2 separate regions of the Homo sapiens genome follow, and region 2 is linked to region 1. Evidence: chromatin loops called from intact Hi-C (ENCODE). Cell type or tissue: PC-3. All regions are shown on one strand.

The links. Hi-C counts contacts between places; a loop is a spot of excess contacts. Peaks named below come from ENCODE experiments on the same cell type or tissue, not always from the same donor. Only the 100,000 strongest peaks of a DNase experiment are listed, where the experiment ranks them.
Region 2: a loop joins it to region 1, with 2.1 times the contacts of the local background. A loop is called at or near these places in 1 of 110 quality-filtered maps.

The regions. Positions count from the first base shown.
Region 1 is chr10:62,136,075-62,138,574 of GRCh38, forward strand. No RefSeq gene overlaps it. Among named protein-coding and RNA genes, the nearest start is that of LINC02621, 120 kb to the right of the region's middle. In PC-3, no CTCF peak of the experiment used is centred here; a DNase peak (open chromatin) is centred at 997; H3K27ac peaks cover 1,896 bases.
Region 2 is chr10:61,936,405-61,938,904 of GRCh38, forward strand. All of the region lies in intron 2 of ARID5B (AT-rich interaction domain 5B), which reads left to right. Among named protein-coding and RNA genes, the nearest start is that of ARID5B, 36 kb to the left of the region's middle. In PC-3, no CTCF peak of the experiment used is centred here; a DNase peak (open chromatin) is centred at 1,537; H3K4me3 peaks cover 1,619 bases; H3K27ac peaks cover 2,177 bases.

The DNA of each region.
Region 1 (2,500 bases):
TATGGAAATTGACCACACAAGATTTATCCATTCACCTCTTGATAGACGTTGGGTGATTTCTAGGTTTAGGCCATGATGAATATGAATAAAGTGCTACAAACATTTTTTTTTTTTTAAAGAGACAGGTTCTTGCTCTGTCATCCAGGCTGGAGTGCAGTGGTATGATCATGGCTCCGTAGTCTCAGACTCCTGGGTTCAAGCCATCCTTCCACCTCAGCCTCTCAAGTAGTTAGGGCTACAGATGTGAGCCACCATGCCAGCCAATTTTTTAAATTACTTTTTTGTAGAGAGAGGTTCTCTCTTTGTTGCCCACATTGGTTGCAAACTCCTAGCCTCATGTGATTCTCCCCCCTCAGCATTTCAAAGCACTGGGATTACAGGCGTGGGCTACCATACCTCGCCTAAATATTCTTTTTTTTTTTTTTTTTTTTTTTTGAGAAGGAATCTTGCTCTGTCGCCAGGCTGGAGTGCGGTGGTGCAATCTCGGCTCACTGCAACCTCTGCCTCCTGGGTTCAAGAGAGTCACCTGCCTCAGCCTCCTGAGTAGCTGGGACTACAGGCAAGCCACCATGCCCGGCTAAGTTTTTGTTTATTTATTTATTTATTTGAGACGGAGTCTCGCTCTGTCGCCCAGGCTGGAGTGCAGTGCTGTGATCTTGGCTCACTGCAAGCTCCACCTCCCGGGTTCACGCCATTTTTCTGCCTCAGCCTCCTGAGTAGCTGGGATTGCAGGTGCCAGCCACCTGGCCTGGCTAATTTTTTTTTTTTTTTTTGTATTTTTAGTGGAGACGGGGTTTCACCGTGTTAGTCAGGATGGTCTCGATCTCCTGACCTTGTGATCTGCCCGCCTTGGCCTCCCAAATTCCTGGGATTACAGGTGTGAGCCACGGTGCCCAGCCCAAACATTCTTTTATATGACTATTTGTGGACATATTTACTTAGTTCTTTTAGGTACATGTTTAGGAGTAGAATTTCTAGTTCATCGGGTAGATGTACATTTATCTTTAGTGGTTATTACCAAATGGTTTTATTAAGTGATAATCTCCATTCCCATCAATGTTTAAACATTCTAGATGTTTCACATCCTCAACAACATATGGTGTTTCCAGTTTTTATAATATTAGTCATTCTAATGGATATACACAAGCATTTTAGTGGGTTTTTAGTTTACATTTTCTTGAAGAATAATAATGTTGAGTACTTGTCCGTATGCTTATTAGTCATTTGGATATCCTCTTTTGTAAATTATCTGTTCAAATCTTTTGCTAGTTTTTCAGTATAATTTGGGGGTCTTCTTAATATTTTTAGAAAATCTTTATATAATCTGGATTCATATATTTACTTTCTTGATGAAGTCTTTTGATAAACATAAGTTCTTAATTTTAATCAATTCCAATTTATTAACATTTTATGATTAATACTTTTTGTGTCCTATTTAAAAATTCTTTGCCTACTCCTAGATCATTAACATGAATTCACATATTTTTCTTCTAGAAAATTTTAGCTTTAGCTCTATATCCATTTTGCATCAATTTTTGCACATGGCATGAATAATGAGTAAGAAACTTTAAAATATATATGAATATGTCTTCCAGCACCATTTATTAAAAAGGCCAACCCTTCTCCACTGAATAAAGGGGTACCTTTTCTATAAATCCAATGACTATATATGAGTGGGTCTATTTATGACCTCTCTATTATGTTCTATCACTTCACATCTAGCCTTGTACCAATATCACATTGCCATAATTACTGTAACTTTATAGTAATATTCTATGCAGAGAAGGAGGGCTGGAGATTGAGTTCAGTCACATGACCAGTGATTCAATCATCCATGCCCATATAGTGAAACCCAATAAAAACTCTGGACACGGAGCTTGAGTAAGCACTTTCCATCCCATTGATATGCTGGGTAGGTGATGTGTCCTGAGGATAAGGCGCTTCCTGACCTCACCCATATGCATCTTCATTTGGTTGTTCTTGGTTTGTATCCTTTATAATACAATTGTAATCAAAAGTAAAACACTTTCATGAGTTCAGTAAGTCATTCTTTTCGTTTGTTTGTTTTTGAGATGGAGTCTTAATCTTTCACCCAGGCTGGAGTGCAGTGGCATAATCCCGGCTCGCTGCAACCTCCGCCCCCGCAGGTTCAAGCGAGTCTCCTGCCCCAGCCTCCTGAGTAGCTGGGATTACAGGCGCCTGCCACCATGCCTGGCTAATTTTTGCATTTTTAGTGGAGACAGGGGGTTTCACCACCTTGGACAGACTGTTCTTGATCTCCTGACCTCATGATCCACCTGCCTTGGCCTCCCAAAGTGCTGGGATTACAGGCGTAAGCCACCACGCCTGGCTGAGTTCTGTAAGTCATTCTAGTGAATGATCAGGCCTAAGAGGATAGTGGGAACCCCAAATCTGTAGCCATTTGATCAGAAGTGTGGGTAGCCTGGAAACTGGGAGCTTGCAGCTAGTATCTGAAGTGAGAAGAGATTTGTGGAGGACT
Region 2 (2,500 bases), 200 kb before region 1:
GTCAGGAGTTCGAGACCATCCTGGCCAACATGGTGAAACCCTGTCTCTACTAAAAGTACAAAGATTAGCCAGGCGTGATGGCAGGCACCTGTAATCCCAGTTACTAAGGAGGCTGAGGCAGGAGAATCGCTTGAACCTGAGAGGCAGAGGTTGCAGGAGCTGAGATCGTGCCACTGCACTTCAGCCTGGGCTACAGAGTGAGACTCCGTCTCAAATAAATAAATTAATTTAATTAAATTAAAAGTCTACCTGTGAACCATCTAAAATCATCTCTGCATGCCACGGTTTGGAAAACACCAATTTAGAGAAGAAATAACAATGATCATGATAGCTAATTCTGACATGCTACTTCATTTGTATCAACCCATTGAGTCCTGGCAATTACTGCTGGACAAGGCAGACAGAATTATTATAAAACCTGGGTTTCCCTTTTTTTCTTCCCCAAAAAAAAAAAAAAAAGAAAGAAAAAAAAACTTTGAAGTACAAGGAGGCTGAAGAAGTTGCTCAGTGTTCCACAGCAAGTAAATTCCGGGGCTGGAATTTGAACCCAAGCAATCTGGCTGCAGAGTCCAAGATGCTGTCTTGGCAGATAGGAAACCTGGATCTTTGTTCAAGTCCTGCCGTCAGTTGGTTCTTGGACATGTCACTGAACCTCACTGTCCTCATCAGTAAAATGAGAAAGGTGAACTAAATCAATGTTACAAGTTTAAATGTCTGGTGCCCACGGGGGCCAGATAGTTAAGGGAAAACTGGACTGAATACAATGCAATAGGGAGTGGTGGGGATTTTACATCTTGTCTGAAGAAGGCAGCTTCTATCAGTTTCAACTGTTTTTTATTTTTATTTTTTGGCCTTTATTTTATTTTATGAGAGAAGATTGAGGTCTGGGTATTTTTGCCTAAAGTTTCCCAAGTTTTAGAACACTTGGAAGGGCCCGCCATGCACATGGGCTGACTGGTTTGTGACTTCTTGACTGGATGAGCTCCTCTTGACTTAGAGGATTTATGATTAAATGAGCTGTTTTTGGACAATGGTAGAAACTAAATCCAAATTACAGAAATAGGCAGTTTAAAACAATGACGAAAGGGGATAAGGACTTAGAACGTGGCTCAACACAGCTTACATAAATATTGATTAAGAGCTGGGTTAATTGAAAAGCCAAGGTACATTAATAGAATAACAAAGTGTATTTCTTTGTGTTCCTTTTGTGTTGTATTAGAGTAAATCAGCAATATTTATCCAGTGCTAATTCTCAGTTTGCAGAGAGCTAATGTAATCATGAGATGAGCTTATTGAAATTCTTTTCTTAGACATAGAGACTTGCCCAAGAATGGTGAGTATTAGGAACTTTAGTCAGCACTTGCTCAGAATAGTAAATGCGAACATGTGATTTATGCCATTGTGTGCACAAAGTAATGTTTCCTGAGACATTTTCTATATATATGTTGGCTACTTTTTGTTTTCTTGTGGTGGGAGGGGGGTGTTGGCTTGCTGTTTCCCCCTCCTCTCCTTATCAGATTTCCTTCTATGGCATTTGACAATGTTGCAGGGCCAGTTTCTCTGTGAATCCACAGTAAAACATACTGGTGGTTTCACAATTAAGCCAAACTTGGGTTTATGGCTTATGCATGTTTATGTGAATTCCTGCATTTGTTTTTATGTGTGTGTGTGTATTCATGAAAGATCTGTTTGAGAGAGGGAGAAAAAGGGAGGACAAAACCTATAGACTGAATCATAAAAGATGGGTTTATTCATTAATGACATCATAAGGATAGTATTTTCTCTTGGTTAATATACTATTTGTTTGGAGGGTGTTGTAAGCCATCCAGAGATAGTCATGCCATTTCTTGGAAAAGATCTGAAGCAACTAGTAATTGAAATGATAATCATTTGATCAGAGAGCTATTTGAAAATAACACTCATCTACAAACTTGTCTCTTCTGGGAAACTGTATTTAGTCAAAATGTTGCCAAATTCTCTCTTTACTAATGTTGAGACTGATACACCTAATTATTTTCCAGTACATTCTAAACTTGATTTCTGGTGTCACCTGTCCAGAAGCTGTTCCCATATGCTTTGAAACAATATCTAGCCTGACTTTATTCTGACATTTAATAATCACCATGAAATAGCTATAAAATGCATGACAACTACAGATCTTTTATTTCAAGAGGATGGTGTGGTGAATCTGAGGGAAATCATCCGTTGAAATGGTACTTTGTAATGGGCCCCATTGTTTATAAAGTACTCAAATTTTTTCTTGAGCGCACGATAGAAACACAGTTTCCACTTTGTCTCCCATTTAGTGGTAGTTCATATTTAATCATGATAAGGGAAAGGATTCCATTACTAAAGTTTTACTTTTCATTTTTGATAGAGTATTTGTTACTCTGCTGCTGCCTAATAGACTTTCTTCTCAGAAGCAGCTTGGAACTCAATGAGGAAAATTGAAATTTTAGATCCTACCTTAAAACATCAGAAAAAAAAAAAAACCCTCAAC